Linked DNA regions of Mus musculus: regions 1 and 3 are each linked to region 2. Evidence: chromatin loops called from intact Hi-C (ENCODE). Cell type or tissue: left cerebral cortex. All regions are shown on one strand. Links, peaks and the distances in the headings refer to the core of each region. The heading gives the core; the rest is flanking DNA.

Region 1 (5,317 bases), core at 51-5,050, 690 kb before region 2:
CTCATCTTGGGGCAGGGGGTTTATCATCTCCTCAGCACTAATAATTTAACAAAATTTATTTTTGTTTTACATAGTTAAGTAGGCAATTGAGCAAGCAGCACCCTGTAGTGAGACCAGGAACAAAAAAATTAATAAATAGCCCAGTAATGTCTATAAGTAGAGTAGAGTAGCCAAGGGGACCAGAACAAGATTGGCACCAGTTATCAGACATTTACACCACCACCCCTCCCCTTTTAAGCTTATTTTTGGCTAATTATTTTTTAATGATCCGTGACTGGTTGTCATAGAAACAATGAAGTTTCTCCTAATGTCATTGTTTCATGAAGAAGAGGTCCAAACTGCTTCTATTCTGAAGAACAACCTCTAGTAAGGAGTCTACCTACGCTTCCAGGTGGAAGTAGTTATTTTTTAAAAGATTTATTTATTTATTTATTTATTTATTTATTTAATGCAGATCACAGCTTTACCGCCTTCCTCATTTAGTCAAAAGCAGACTCTGTGTGTTGTTGGTTTTAGGAGATTTTGAGGCTAGAGAGGAGTAATCTTATCCCTCCATATAAGCCAGGAAGATGCCACAGCTTTGTGAGAGTCTGCACTGTCCCTTGCATGGAGCATTGTCAGTGGGACTCTGTCCACTCTAGTGACAGCAGTACATGAGTTTTGCATCTGTGAGCTGCTTCAGGAAGCCCGTCTTAGCAAAATGTATACTCATCTCAGCTGTTTTATAACTTAAATTTTGATCCCAAAGTCTCCCCTCCCTCCAGAGCCTAAACAGTGAAAGTTCTCTGATTCTTTTTTTTTCTTTCTTTTTAAGCTTTCTAATCAGCCGGGCAGTGGTGGCACATGCCTTTAATCCCTGCAGAAGTCAGAAAAGGAATCCCTTGGAACTGGAGTTATGCATGGTTATGAGCCACCATGTCAGTGCTGGAGACTAAATCCAGGTCCTCTACAAGAGCAGCGGGCGCTCTTAACCACAAGCCATCTGTGATGGTTTGTATAGGCTTGGATCAGGAAATGGCACTATTAGGAGGTGTGGCCTTGTTGAAGTAGGTGTGTCCTGTATAATGCCCGCCCGGATTCTGCCATGCTCCCGCCTTGTTGATAATGGACTGAACCTCTGAACCTGTAAGCCAGCCCCAGTTAAATGTTGTTTTTATTTGGTCATAGTGTCTGTTCACAGCAGTAAAACCCTAACCAAGACACCATCTCTCCATCCCAGGACTCGATGTCTTTGAAGGACAACAGGGTAGCAACTGACTTTCTTGAAGATGGATACGTGCCCAGAAACAGGCATGTGCCCTGCCTTTGCTCTGGGGGAAAAGTATTGCTGTCTGAAGTTTACTGGCAGACAGGAAGGCAATCACATCGTTAGCCATCCTACCTCCAACAAACACCAACAAATAAGTCAATATAAACACTAACCTCAACGAACATCTCTACCATAGTCAGGGTGAGTGGTGGCTAGGCAGCCACACCCTGGACAAGGATGGAACCTTTAAGAAGCAGAAAGGTGTGAGGTGTGGGGTGGTTTGTTATTCGGTACGTTTTATACATGTGGTTTTCGGTATATTGGAGATTTAAATTTATTTTAAAATTAAAAAAAAAAAATACAGGACGAGGGGGATGTGTGCGCGTGCGCACCACAGCGCATGTGAAGATCAGAGCATAACTTCCGTGTTGCTTCTCTCCTTCCACAGAAAACTCAGGTGGTCAGGCTTGGTGGCAAGCGCCTACACCCGGCGAGCCGTCTCGCAGACACTTACACTGGGGACATTGACTTCAAGCTAAGCATTTCCAACTCCTAGAACCAAAGCAGGCTGAAGCGAGATGACCCAGGGGCCAGTCACCCAGGAGAAGGCTGCCTCCGGCTTCTGGCTGGCCGACTGCGCATGTCCTCCCAGCACAGTGCCCGCTACAGTCGAGAAAGCCTCGGCCAAGCCCGCACCCGACAGGCTCGGGGCTACAAGGCTTGTGGGGTTTAACCTGGGTCGACCTCCAGGAAAATCAAGATCAGAGCGGAGACGTGCTGAGAGGTAGGGACAGTCTGGAGTCTTAGGAGGTGGGACTTGGGCGGATGCACTCCTCTGGGCGCTCACGGTGCGTGGTGGATACTCTGACCCGCTCCTCTTGGCTGACCACGCACGAGGGCAGTCATCCTGGGGAAACTGAGGCCGCCAAAGTCATAGGGCTCATCCGAACATCCTGCCCCAACCCGGCGCGGCATCCAAGCACCTGCTCCATCTGGGGACACCCGGAGGTCTAGGCCGCCACACATAGCCCAGGGGGAGCGGTGATAAAGATGCGGAACTCGTCGCGCGAACGCAGAGGGGAGGGAGGAGGCGTTGAGAGTCTTGCGCCATGTGAGCTGGATCCGCGTGGGTCCCGTCAACCCAGCCGCTGTTGACGACGCCCAGGACCCGGAGTCCTGTGGACACAGCATTCGGGTGACCTCGGAGCCTCAAGAGATCTGCAGCTCGCCTGCTCCAACGCCCCTTCCCCAATATCCCTTCCTTAGAACCTCGGTCCCCTCCTGCATCCTTCTGTTCTATGATACCTTCCAGAGCCTCAAGAGGGCGCTGTGGGCGCGCTGCTGGAGGCCGCGCCTCCTGCCTCCAACTTAAGGTCCGAGCTGGAACTAGCTTTTGACACGAGCTCTTGAATACGTGTGTGGGACAGGCAAGGTGACATAACCCTGAAGCCTCAATCGCAGGAGAGAAATAAAGGCTTTTTTCCTTGTTTACTCTTTCTTACCTTGAATATCGTGATCATATCTTCACAATGAAAATAATATTTTGAATGAAAAAGTATTCCAAAATAAGCAGACATAAATCATATGGTAGGAGTAGCATGAAACAAGAAACATTTTGTAAGAGCAGAAGTGTTGGGGTACACAACCCTAACACTCAGGAGGCTAAGTTCGGTACCCTGTCACAAAATCAAACCAAAAGTTGATCAAACTTCCTTTCTGTGATCATAAGGCAAAAGACACTAAGGAAGTGTACCAGAGATGGCAGTCGAAGGTACCCATCACTATCATGGGACACAGTCTCGTCAATACGACAGGGTCAATGCGCTGGTGCACTCTCAGAAGCTGGAAAGAACCCCGGTGAATAAAAACTTGCACCAGATTGGGTCTGGTCACTGCCCATCACAGGTCGGTGGGCGGGGCTCATGAAGCCTTCGGCCTCTCTGAGGAGTTCTAGGCAGTTAAGGGTTCCTGGAGGGAGGGAGACATGTAGTGAAACCACTAGTAAGGTACCCATGCCCCCGCCCACGTTCATGTAAACAAAATTAAACTGACTGAGTAAACAAAAACAGGAGGAAGTCCTGAAAGCAGAAGGGGAGCTGGTTGGGAAGAGGAGGAGAACCAGGGACGAGAGGGGACATGAGAGGGTCCTGAGGATGAATAAGACCAAAATTCACTGCGCACACGTATGAAAAAAAAATCAGAAATGTTGTAAGGCTGGGGAGGGTAGAATACTTAACACGTGCAAGGTCCTGGGCTCATCCCAACACCAGCAAGAGAAAGTGAATTGTATGTATGTATGTATGTATGTATGTATGTATGTATGTATGTATATCAGCACGCAAACTGAAAGAGGTAGGAAAAGGATCCTGGAGGGGAACAACTGAGAAGTGTAAGCACCTGTCAGAGTATACAGCCTTTCCAGCCAGAGCATCTTCACTCGTGGGCAAACATGTTGTGGGAGTTTGAATGAAAACGGCCCCCATTGAGGGCTAAAGAGATGGCTCGATGTTTAAGAGCACTGGCTGCTTTTTCAGAGGACCAGGGTTTAATTGCCAGCACCTACATGGCAGCTCACAACTATCTGTAACTCCCAATCTGATACCCTCACACAGACAGGAGTGCATGCAAAACTGCCTATGCGTATGAAATAAAAATTAATTATTTTTTAAGAAAAGATTAGGATGTATGCCTCTGCCTCCCAAGTGCTGGGACTAAAGGCGTGTGCCACCACCGCCTGGCTAGTTGTGACATTATTGATGGAAGAGTGTCAGTGGGGGTGAACTTGGAAGTGTCAGAAGCACAAACCAACAAACATTCATACACATAAAATAAAATTTAAAAATCTAAAAACAATCAGCAAAATGCCTCTGCATTCCAGAAAGAACAACTAAAATATAAAATATGAAAATATTAACAATATAAATATTTACATATTATAAAATAACATAAATATATTAAATATTAAGTTCTGACAGTGCTATGGAGCACCCAAATATCATCATAAATTGCCAGAGAGAGAGAGTGAGTTTATCTATTCAAGAAAACATATATTTAGCCTGGCGTGGTGGCACACGCCTTTAATCCCAGCACTTGGGAGGCAGAGGCAGGTGGATTTCTGAGTTTGAAGCCAGCCTGGTCTACAAAGTGAGTTCCAGGACAGTCAGGGCTATACAGAGAAACCCTGTCTCAAAAAAAGAAAAACAAAAAGAAAAACATGTATTTGAGGGGTGGAAAGACAGCTCTTGGGTTAAGAGCACTGAATGTTCTTCCAAAGGTCCTGAGTTCAATTCTCAGCATCCCATGGTCGCTCACAACCATCTGTAATGGGTCTAATGCCCTCTTCTGCTGTGTCTGAAGACTGGTACTCATACACATAAAGTAAATAATTCTTTTTAAAAAAAAAAAGAAAGAAAGAAAGCATATATTTGAGTCTAGGCTCAACTCTCTGAACTACGGTTGCATTCCTGTTTACCCAGGAGAAATGAGTGCATATGCTCGTGAGAGAAGTAGAGAGGTGTCGGTGAAACACTTAGTAAACTCAAGCTGGAATCTACCGAAATGTCACCAACCAGGTAAATAAATTGTGACGTAATAGCACAATTATAAGGAACAGACTCCTGATACAATCAGATACATCTCCAGCATGTTCAGGAGAAGTCAGACACAGATTTATTAAGATTCCACAGCCAGGCGTGGTGGCGCATGCCTTTAATCCCAGCACTAGGGAGACAGAGGCAGGTGGATTTCTGAGTTCAAGGCCAGCCTGGTCTACAGTGTGAGTTCCAGGACAGCCAAGGCTACACAGAGAAACCCTGTCTTGAAGAAAAAAAAAAAAAAGATTCCACATATGTGATGGCCAAGAGCAAGTTAATACATTGATCCCCGTGAAGGAGCAGGGCAAGCCTTTGAGGGTGATATAAATGTTCTAGAATTTGATTTGAGTAGAGGTTGGTTAGTTTGTGAATCCGCAGAGGAAGATTTGAATGGTACACTTAAAAATCTATGTTCTGTTACACTTAAGATGTTCTGCACAGGTAATGCTGCAGCTGAGCGTTTACATGCATGGAT
Region 2 (5,317 bases), core at 228-5,227:
GAGCGAGTGCCCCTCGGCTCATTGTAATCCGCACAGACGTTAAGCTGAGGAGGGAGAGGCACGCACAAACTTGTAGTTTGAAAGGGAGTGGCCTGTTGCAGTTGAAAATGACTGTGGAGTTTGTAGGAAACAGGCAGGTGGAGTTTGGGACTGGGTGAGGCTCACAGACTATCAAGGGCTATCTGGGATGCTGGCCATATAGAACATGGTACAAACAAGGGTTCCACCCAGCTCTCCTCACAGGTCCAACCCGACATGTGGGAAGCATGGTACAATGTGTTCTCCCATGAGGGCCTGGTGAGGGCTCAGGGTGTTTGAATGGGCTGCCAAACTCAGTACGACTGTAGTTTTAATGAGATGAAGGAAGAGTTGGCTAAAGAGGGGTAACTGTCAGAGGTTTGAATAGTCAAGTGATGTCAATGAACCCACCCAGCCCTAGTGTAAGTGACCCAGCATAGTAGATTTGAGGGAACCCCTATGTAGTCCCAGAACATAGACCCATACAGAGGCCCAGCAACGGCATCTGCAGCTTGAGTGGAGTGATTCTCTGCCTCTGCCCAGTTTGCCTTTTAGTATCCACCCACCGCAGGCCTTCTGGGGTCTAAACCCTCTGGGTCTCCCCATCATAGCAGGCTGTGCCGTGGATTTTTCCCCTGTTTGCTCTACCCAGAAAGGCAGTACACCCAGCTTGTGGGTTTGTGTGTTCTGCTCCGGCATCTTCCTGTCACCTTTGACCACTGAGGGTGGAGAGCTGCCACACACTGCTGCCTCTCATCTGGTCCTCAGATGCCACTGTCTCCTACAGCCAAAGTCAATTTTCGGGGCCACACCCTGGAGAGTCCAACGCTCTTCTCAGCTCCATCCAGCCACGTTAAATTTCCAAGTCCATTTGCTTTCAAAAACGTTACTTTCACCCTTTTTCAAACGCTGCCTTTTCCGGATTGTTCTATTTTTCCCTCCATTCTTGGCTTCTCATCTCATTATTTTAAAACACATCTTAAATATTGTTTATTGGAGCAAGCATAATTCTGTAATCAGCATACATAGCTGTAAGAAGGAAAAAATATGAACACCATACTCACATTAGACTGGCACTAGATTTTAATCTTTCTTGTATCTTGTTTCTTTTTTTTGGTTTTATGAGACTGGGTTTCTCTGTATAGCCCTGGCTGTCCTGGAACTCACTTTGTAGACCAGGCTGGCCTCGAACTCAGAAATCTGCCTGCCTCTGCCTCCCAAGTGCTGGGATTAAAGGCGTGCGCCACCACGCCCGGCTGTATCTTGTTTCTTGACTCTCCTTGTTTAGATACTGAAGATTTTCTCTCTCCTGGATCCTCTTCTGCAAGAAAAATTTCCCATAGGCCCTAGCACTATGGGTGGGTAAGGGGACTCTAGAGGTGGCTTTGCTGAAACCTGTCGCACTCTATCAGCTGCAATGGGCTGCAATTTGTTTTTATAAATCTCACTTCAGTCTCAGAGCAGTGGATTCCCATAGTTTATATGAGAGAAGGTCGTCTGAGGTGTGTTCTGGGTACAGATGAGGTTTTTGGTGTTGTTTTAGGAAGTTGGGATTAGGGTCAGCCTTCCCTAGCTCTGGCTTGTAGGGATGAAGATTCCAATGTTAAAGTCTGGCTTTTCATCCTTTTATGCAAAATCCCTGTTCTTTTGTATTTTTAGTTTGTAAGACGGGGTCTCTCTACAACCGGACTGGCCCGGAACTCAGTCTGTAGACTAGGCTGGCCATGAGCTCACAGAGATCCCGCTGCCCCCGCCTCTGAGCGCTGGAATCGAAGGTGTGCACCACCACTCCTGGCCTGGCCCTAGTTCTCTAAGCAATCATCCAATAATTTGGCTTCAAGTTTCTTTGATTATAATATCCCTTACAAATTTTCTGATACTTGGGAAATGGATCTCTTGCTTTTAGCTGAATTCTGTATTGGTGAGTTGTGCTTAGCCTGGGGGCTTTGGTTAAGTTGGCAAACATCAGCCCATGTGAGCAGTTGGTAGACAGGCATCTGTGGTGTTTGCTTTCGACTGGTAGCCTTCAGTAGCCCAGGGCAGGCACAGAAAAGACGAACAATCGCATCCATCCACCTGGATCTGCAGCTCTAACCTGATCATGGACACAAGCAAAGAAGCCAAAGATAGGTGTGGTGGCTCAGACCGATAAGCTCAACTCTCGGGAAGCTAAGATACTAGGGTTATCATGGGATTGGGGTAGCTTGGGTTATATACTGAGTCCAGGTCAACCTAGGCTATAGAATGAGACTGTTTTGAAATAAGATGGGGTAGGTATCTTTGTGTGTGTGTGTAAAACAGAGACATTTAGCTTGTTGGAGTAAGAGTAGACCATGGGCCTGGCTCAGGGGTGCTACTGGAGAGCAAATGAAGGTGTGGTAAATTGAAGGTTAAAATAAACTTAAATTATGGGATGGGACTATATTGTACAAATTGGAAGATTTCATGGAGCGGATAAAAGGATATCTGAGCTGTATATTTAGCAGATGGCCAGGTTCAAGCTCTGGCTGAGGAAGATAACACAAAGAATGGTTCAAAACCACCACGCCTGCTGGAGTACTATAGGTGTTGTGCTACCCTGAATACCACCCGGTGATGTCTCCGGGAATGAGTAAGAAGATACTGGGGGAAAGGGAGGGCCAAGCTTCATGATGGGCACTTATTTAGGAGAATCCAGAACTCCTATTGGTCAGCCCTTTACAGTGGAGCTGGCTCAGGGCTGGTGGGTCCCAGCACCTCTCTGATGTTCAGGACAGGAAGTTACTCTTTGGTTTGGGGGCTGTGTGGTTTGGGGACTTAGAGTGATGCAGGGTGCTGCTTCTAGGCATTGTCAGACTCTTGGCGCTTTCAAGAAACATCTGCAGAAAGGGAAAGGCCTGCGCTGTATCTGGCCTACCCAGCGGAACTTGGAGAGCGGTTTAGTGAACAAATGTAAGCGCTGGGCGCCACCTTGTGGAATAGTGTAGCACTAACATCAGCTCCTTCACCCTCATTCCCCAGACCTCAGGATGACAGCCTAGGCGCAGAAGGCAGAATGTGGGAGGTCACCAAGGCAGAATGACCCTAAGCAGGGGTGTGGTGCACACAGGAGATACTCTCAGTCCCCTCTATCCCGTGGTCATAACTTCTACAGATGTTCTACAGATGTGGCCTGTGACCACCTCATAAACTAAGCCCTGGCCTCCTTCTTACCTGGCAAGTCCCACTAGATCCATAGCTCTCTGGGTTCTGTTCCTGAGAGGCTCAACTCATCCCCAGACAATGGGAAAACAGGGAAGCAGCAGGAATTTTAGTCACAAGGAATTACATCTCTGGATTTGGGACCCCTGAGTTAAATCCAGGCTCCTGAGCCGAACCTTGCTTGGTCTTCTACCCTTGGTGCCTGTCATGCCCAAACTACCACCGGGATCCTGAGCCCGGTAGTAGTGGGTCACTACTCTCTCCTTTGTCCAAGGAAACGATATGTCTCCTTGACAACCTTGCAGCCGGTCTGAGATGCTTGGTGTCGGTCTGAGGTGCTCAGTCAAGGCGGCTCAGGAAAACCAGTGCAGCAATAATGCTGTTGATAACTCAGACCCATCTTTATTTTTTTAATTGAAAAAAAGTCATATGATGTATTTTACCATGTTTCCCCCTCCCCAGTTCTTACCAGACCCTCTTCCCCACCTACCCAACATCATATGCTTTTCTCTTTCCCTTTAAACAGACAAGTAAGCAAACAAAACAAAACGCCAACACACACACACACACACACACACACACACACACACACACACACACCCCAGAAATAAAAATAAACAAGCCAAAGGTCAATAAGATAAAAAAAAAAAACCCAAACAAAGCAAAATGAGACGCCATGTCTATAAAAATATCATTGAGTTTGTCCTGTGTTTGCCAAGTACCACCCTGTGTGTGGCTTGCACCAAAACGTGTTAATACACCTAGTGAGACTCCATTGGAGAAAAGTGATTTTTCCGTTTTCTGTTGACAGTGGGTATCAATCACAGATTGTTTGTTAGAGGTGGGAGCCGGTGTCCACTTCCCCCATCTGGCTGAACTTGTGCAGGCGTTGTGCATGCTACTACAGGCTCTGTGAGGTGAGCTCACACACAAGACCCTGGTTCTTGAACATAAGGAATGGAACGTCTTCCTGCTGCGTGGGCCCGGCTCTAGCACGCACACAAGACCCCTTCTGTAGGCTGGAGGCGGGTGTGGGACTCTGCTGGGGAGGCCATGCTTGGGTGGGGACATGGTGATGGGCTCTCTTCCGCCAGCACAGCTCACAGCTTCCCAGGGATGTCGTGAAAGGTGGGTGGGAGAGAACAGGAAAGAAGTATGTGGTGTGACAGCCACTCACGGGGAGTCTGTTGGGTCTGGTTCCTCACCATGGTGAAGAGTGCTTTGGGGACACCTGCTTAGTCTGTGGCCCCAAGACTAACCTCCATTCCTGTGGGCATTCCCCAGCTGACAAAGCGGGTATGCCCCTGCAGGCTGGGGGTGCATTCTGATGTGGCCTGGGGAGTGTTAGCAAGCTTGCAGTTCTACCTAAGAGATTCAGGAAAGAAATAGAGTTCTTTATTATTGGGATATTTTTCTTCTGGGGACCCTCCTCCTCCAGAGGGTAAGTCTTATGGGTAAGAAGGCACCAGCCAGCTGTTCCATGGCTGCCGTATGTCACCCAGTGTCCAGCCTGCATGGATATTTCAGTTCAGGTAGTATAGTAGGACTGGGTGTCTGGGCCTGGTCAGATTTAGTGACCCCATGATATTGGTTAAAATGTAGGTGACTTCTTTATAATACCCGACTTCTGCCTGCTTTTCTCTCCCTTTACCATCCACTATTCAGAGACACTGCCACCTTTTAGGAGCTCCAGTGCTGAAAGATGGAGGGAGGTCACTCCAGGTCCATTGCTTTCATTGGGTCTGATCAACTTGGCAGCTGTAACAAACTACCATAGACTGTGTGGCTTACAAGCAATAGGCGTGTACTGTTCACAGCTCTGGAGGGGGAAGTCCAAGGTCAAGCTGGACGAATGTCTGCCACAGTCCTGTAGCTCTGCAGTGCCTCTGGTTGTGTTCTCATAGGGCAGATGGAGACTTAAGCCACAAATCCCACTAATAAGGTTCTGCTTTCACAACCCAGTGACTCCCTGTGGCCTCACGCCACTCTTGAGGATAGGGATTTGCACACAGGTATTCTAGGGGATAGGACACAGGAAACTGGCTAGGTCTGTTGTTCCCTCTCTTCTCCCCAGGACAGACATTAGAATGTCTCCCTCTTTCTAACTCTATGAGCCAGG
Region 3 (5,317 bases), core at 51-5,050, 490 kb before region 2:
TTCTTGGGCCAGGAGAGAAGCTGCCTCCCTCCTCTACCCTCTTCCCCCCTGACCCCCGGCAAAGCTGGAGTGCTGGGGCTCACCATAGTGGGAGTCCTGGCACCTTCCACCCAAGCTGCTGGTTCTTGAGGCCCTACTTCCTGGTCCTGCACTTTCTTCCTCACTTCCTTCTCCTCCTCCAAGACTAAGGTTTCGCCAGTCCCACCTCCTTCACCACCAGTCTGAAGATGGTCCCTACATTCAAGCCTCCCAAGTAGAGGCCCATTCTGACTACTCTATCTTCTTTGCTTTTTCTCTCCTTCCAGGTGGTAGCCAATTCTCCAGCCAAGTTAGTATCTAAGGACAGCATGTGTGTGTCCCTGTGTGCTGTTCCAGCATGCACCTGCCATCTGTTGGGTGTGGATGGTGTGTGCCTGCTGGCATGAGTACATATGTGCATGTGTGACTCCGGGGTGCATTGTGCCCTAGATGAGCCTGCACGGGTGTTTGCTGGAGTTTGGAGGGGAGCCGTTGCGAGGGATGGGTATCTACGTCATGGTCTCAATCTTGCTCCCCATTTCCTGCTGCAGCAGCTTAAGGCTTTAGGCTTTTAATTCAGGTGTGTGGGATGCTGCGCTGTCACTGACCTGTGTGGCCTGAAGACCTCTCTGTCCCAGTGGGATCCCTGAGAAGGAACGCACTTCATTTTTATCTCTGCTTGGGCATGTACCTATCTGTTGAAGGCAAGAGCCCTGGATGGGTAGAGACTAACAGGCTACAGCATGCTGGACTGGAGGGGCCTGGGCAGCTTGAGCCATCTTCCAAGGAAGAAGCATGTGTGTAGAAAGATGTGGAAGAACAGAGTCCCAGTCCACAGCAGAGCGACTGGCAGGATAAGCCCCTCCGTGGAGGACCTCTGCTCCGAGTCTCCGAGTCTCTGAGTGTGCCCAATGTGACTGCTTTTCGCCTCTGGAACGTTCTGGACTCTGCTTGTACTTGCTGCCTCTCTTCTGTCATGTGGCCCGGCTTTTGACCCCTTCCCAATCCCAACCCCCCCAAACCCTCTTGTGTCTGCTTCTCCATCGTGCTGTGTGTGATGGGAGTGTGCACCATGCCTGGTGGCCCTGCTGACCCCAGGAAGGAGTCTTGGCTGAAGTGGAGCCTCAGAGGGGAGCTGGGAGAGATGATTCAGGTGGACATGAAAGATGGCTCTTCTGCCAGGGTCTTGGGGGTGCCAAGAATCTTCCTGGCCACACCCAGGCAACCCACATGGGTAACTTACTTGGGCCAAGACCTCAACTTTGGGAGATCTCTCTCCACACCCACTTGCACCCTGGCCTCGACTTCCCATGTAACTGTCACCTACTGTCCTCTCTCCCCTCTTCCCCTTCCCCCTTTTCCTGCCTACCCTCCTCAGTGCTGACTACCAGGAACGCTTCAACCCCAGCGTCCTGAAGGACTCAGCCCTGTCCACCCACAAGCCCATTGAAGTGAAGGGCTTGGGAGGCAAGGCCACTATCATCCACGCTCAGTACAACACCCCGATCAGCATGTACTCACAGGATGCTATCATGGACGCCATCGCGGGGCAGGCCCAGGCCCAGGGCAGTGACTTCAGTGGGTAAGCGCCTTCCCACTCCACATGCCGGAACCCGGAGGCTGCCAGGCACTCACGGAACCAGCTTTCTTCATTCACCTTGAGTCACCCGCCTGGGTTCAGGCCACTGGAGGGGGTGGTCCAGCCTTTACCAGGGACTTCCGGAATGTGTTGCCCTCTCTCTTCAGAGTCTAGCTGAACTCTCCTCAGAGTTCAGTTGTAGGAGAACTGGCAAAAAATGCAGAATGTCGTATTTCCTTAAAGGGATTGTAAGTCTGCGTTCCCAAGCTTCAGTGAGAGGGGCTGGTTAGAGGCTTCCGTGGTGCTTTTAAGGAGCACGGGGAGCGCCGTGGACCCCTCATTGCTATAAAGCCATACTTGGGGGGAATTGCTTTATTCTTCCAGTGAGGAGCACCGATCCAGGCACTTGATAGCCTTTTTTTTTTTTAATTATTATTGGAAGAGGCCTGAGGCCAATAACCACCCAAGGTGCTATTGGCAGTCAACCTCATGATGGGATGATGGGCACTTCTCTTCTCCACTTTTACCCAGGAGGCCTTGCTTCGGGGCAGTAGGATTTAAAATGCCCTTGGTTCCTGGGATTGGTCTACTAGCTTGGTGGAGGACCGTTGAGGGTGGCCTGAGGACACTCGGTAGAAACTCAGATGAGAAGGGTACAGCATTAACAGGGCCACTCTCTGCTCCCATCTTCTCCTCAGCCCCACTTCTGTCTCCATCTTTGCCTCTTTCTTTCTTTGTGTGTGTGTGTCTCTCTCACCTCCATTCTCTATCTCTGTCTCTTTTCTATCGTTGTGTCTTGTTTTTATCTGTCTCTGTCATCTGTTTTCGTTCATAAACACACAAACGCGCGCGCGCACACACACACACACACACACACACACACACACACAGAGCACAGAGGTGGGAGAGGGCAGGCTGTTCTGCTTGGGAATATCAAAGTGTAGAGCTTACCTCTCTAGGCAACATGTTATCCCCGGATGATCAGAAATTCCCAACAATTCAGGAGAGAAAGACTAAGGGTACACTAAACTTTTTTTCTGAAACTATAAAATCAAATACTATAGGAGGGACATAAGAAGATTCCAGGAAGTTCCTACAGGATAAGGTCAAAAGCCCTTGTGGTCGTGGTGTATATGCAGAGGCCAGAGGCTAGGCATATCCTGAGAGAGACCTGTTCTTCAGGAGAGCCTGACCGGGTCTCGGAAAGGCACTACTTTTCATCGACCACCAGGGGGCGGAAGTTGTCTATTTTGCAGCCACTAACCTGGAACCTGTTCATTACTGCAGCCCTTTGCAGACATCTGGGCTGTGCTTACTTACTTAAATCACTCATTCAAAGAAAAAAAGAAAAGAAAAAAGAAAAAAATGACCGTGCAATTGTTAAGAACAACCATTAGTTCATATATACCCCAAAAAAACATGTCTGCCTGACTCAGCCCAAAAGCCAACAGGGATTTCCGGCTAACATTTGTCGCATGGTCTTTGGTGTGCCCTTAAAAATAGTCGTCGTCTCCAAAGGAAAGTCAAATGGAAAATAATGGACGGATTGCTCATCACACTGTATTTTCTATACACTGGGAAAACTTCTATTATTGAATTCTACTATCAGGGCAAGGCGCCTGTGATTTGGAGAGTATGGTGCTCTGTTGATTAATCTAGCTGTCTCCCACCCGTCCCCTTCCCTTCCGTGCCTCTCATTGCTAGCGTGCCTGGAAAGGATCAACCTTTCCCCTTCCTTTTAACTCAAGCACGCTGAGCTGATGCCGCTATGGCGCAGTGAGGAAGCCTCCTGGCCATAACGTGTTCCGTTTCTGCTGTTATTTCCACGGTTCCTTCCTCACTGACAGTTTTTTTTTTCTCTCTCTCTTCCTCCTTCACCCATCCCACCCCCCTAACTCATTTCTGGTCCTAACCCCGCTCTCTTGTGTGCGCTGCCCCTCTGCTACCCCATGATGGACGCGCACTCACGGCTGGGTTTCCTTCCGCTTGGCAGGGCGTCTCCGCTGGCGTAAGTAGACCTGCAGCATCCGTCCGTCCGTCCGTCTTGTCATCTGTCTCATTGCAGGATGGTGTGCGGGTTTGGTGGGATGTGTCTGAGGACAAGTGGTCAGTTTGTGCGCTCTGTCCACCTTTTTTCCTCACACCCACCTCTCAGCCACATGACATCCTCTCCAGCCCACGCAGACAGATGCTTGTTTTCTGGAGTCCACCCATGCCAATGTGGCTATGGGTCATGGCACTCACGGTGCGCCCACCCCAGGCTGAGGCTTCATTCCTGCCTTTTCCTTGCCATGCTTTGGTGAGGTTTTCCCAGTCTTTCCTAGCTTCGCTGGAACGTGGCACACAAGGGGTTACAAGGCACACTGGGCTATTCATTTAGTGCTAGAGAGTAAGAGGAGCCTCTAGGAAGTCAGTCTCTAGAACCCTCAAAAACCAAACCAAACCAAACCAAACCAAAACAGATCTGGTTGTGCCCAAAGACCTTAGGAATCCTTACAGTCTTTCCTAAGGTCTTCCAGCTTTCTGCAGGAAGAACAAGAACCCAGTCTTTCCTTTGTTTCTCTCTCAGCTATGAGCTTCTCCCTGGATGGACCCCAGAGGTATCTGCAGGACCCATAATCGATCTCACTCACAATCTTAAAATACCTAGCTCTCAAGGCTAAAGACTTCAGGAAAGTGGGGGCAGGAGCAGGGGCAGGGGCAGGGGCAGGGGCAGGACCTCCACCCCTTCTCCTTCGCTGCCCTCATAGCTCAACCTGAGCCAGGCCTAAGGAACCAAACCTGGGAGACTAGACCATTTCTTTCCAGCTCCCTGACTTGTGTACTAGGATGATCCTGTCCTGGCTAGACAGTCCCCACAGAGGACAGGGCAGACGGAGCCAGGCAGGACGGTACAAGATAGGGCATGCCTCAGCTGGGCTGGGTCTTCATGTGGTCAGAGCATCTGAGCTAGGTAGTCCCTGGTAGGCAGGTGTGGCTTTGAGCTTCCTGACTATAGAACACTTGACAGAAAGGACACTGGGCAAACCAGGTATGGAAGTATACAGTCTCAGTACTCGGGGGACTGGGGCAAAGAAGGCTACATATCAAGACTCTGAATAACAACAACAATAATGAAGCAAAACTAATAATAACAAAAGGAAAAGGAACACTGGGCTGGGAACTGGGTCACCTAAGTTGTCATTCAATGGTGTTCCTGTTTATTGTAGCCTGGAGCTACTCAGTTGGGCTCTCTGGACCTCAGTTTCAACATTTCTAAGAGGAAAGGCTGGCAGGCAGGTTTATTGCCATAGGCTTGTTCTGAGCGCTCCCTGACATCTGAGAGGGGTTTTCTGGGCAACACAGATTCACAGTCTGACCTATGAAACTTGAGTCAGGTAGAAATTCCAGCACCTGAGGAGCTCTGGGATCCCTGCTGGCTTTGATCTGGAGTTGAAAAAAAAAATTATTCAGCTAAGTCTTTTGAGCACCTACTATGCAAGTCAGACCCTGGGAGCTTAAGGGGATATTAGCAGATTCCCCACATAAGACTATGCTGCTTTGGGGCACAGACCATGCCTGTAACTTCATTCTCCAACTATAACCCCTGCAGATCATGCCCAGGGCCCAACACAATTTCCTGCTTTGTTTCTCATAACTCTTTCTAGCCAGGCTGATCTCCCGCAGCTGAGCCAGAAACCCCAGGCATCTTCCAGCAGCAAGCCATTGGCAGCTCCCTGT

What was found. Hi-C counts contacts between places; a loop is a spot of excess contacts. Peaks named below come from ENCODE experiments on the same cell type or tissue, not always from the same donor. Only the 100,000 strongest peaks of a DNase experiment are listed, where the experiment ranks them.
Region 1: it touches region 2 in a loop (5-fold over the local background); 6 of 42 quality-filtered maps call a loop at or near these places.
Region 3: a loop joins it to region 2, with 2.5 times the contacts of the local background. A loop is called at or near these places in 19 of 42 quality-filtered maps.

The regions. Positions count from the first base shown.
Region 1 is chr14:34,766,396-34,771,712 of GRCm38, reverse strand. A930038B10Rik (a long non-coding RNA gene) reads right to left here. Exons shown (of 5, transcript XR_001781218.2): 4 at 3,003-3,217; 5 at 1,612-2,425. Among named protein-coding and RNA genes, the nearest start is that of Gm52101, 4.0 kb to the right of the region's middle. In left cerebral cortex, for the core only: a CTCF peak has its summit at 2,568 (motif pointing right); DNase peaks (open chromatin) are centred at 1,866, 2,563 and 3,148; H3K4me3 peaks cover 1,739 bases; H3K27ac peaks cover 230 bases.
Region 2 is chr14:34,078,175-34,083,491 of GRCm38, reverse strand. All of the region lies in intron 1 of A630023A22Rik (RIKEN cDNA A630023A22 gene), which reads left to right. Among named protein-coding and RNA genes, the nearest start is that of Anxa8, 5.1 kb to the left of the region's middle. In left cerebral cortex, for the core only: a CTCF peak has its summit at 2,976 (motif pointing left); a DNase peak (open chromatin) is centred at 2,952.
Region 3 is chr14:34,568,001-34,573,317 of GRCm38, reverse strand. It overlaps Ldb3 (LIM domain binding 3), which reads left to right. Exons shown (of 15, transcript NM_001039074.2): 4 at 306-328; 5 at 1,397-1,600; 6 at 3,591-3,605. Among named protein-coding and RNA genes, the nearest start is that of Ldb3, 18 kb to the left of the region's middle. In left cerebral cortex, for the core only: a CTCF peak has its summit at 2,821 (motif pointing right); DNase peaks (open chromatin) are centred at 419, 1,576, 2,831 and 3,773; H3K4me3 peaks cover 1,047 bases; H3K27ac peaks cover 585 bases.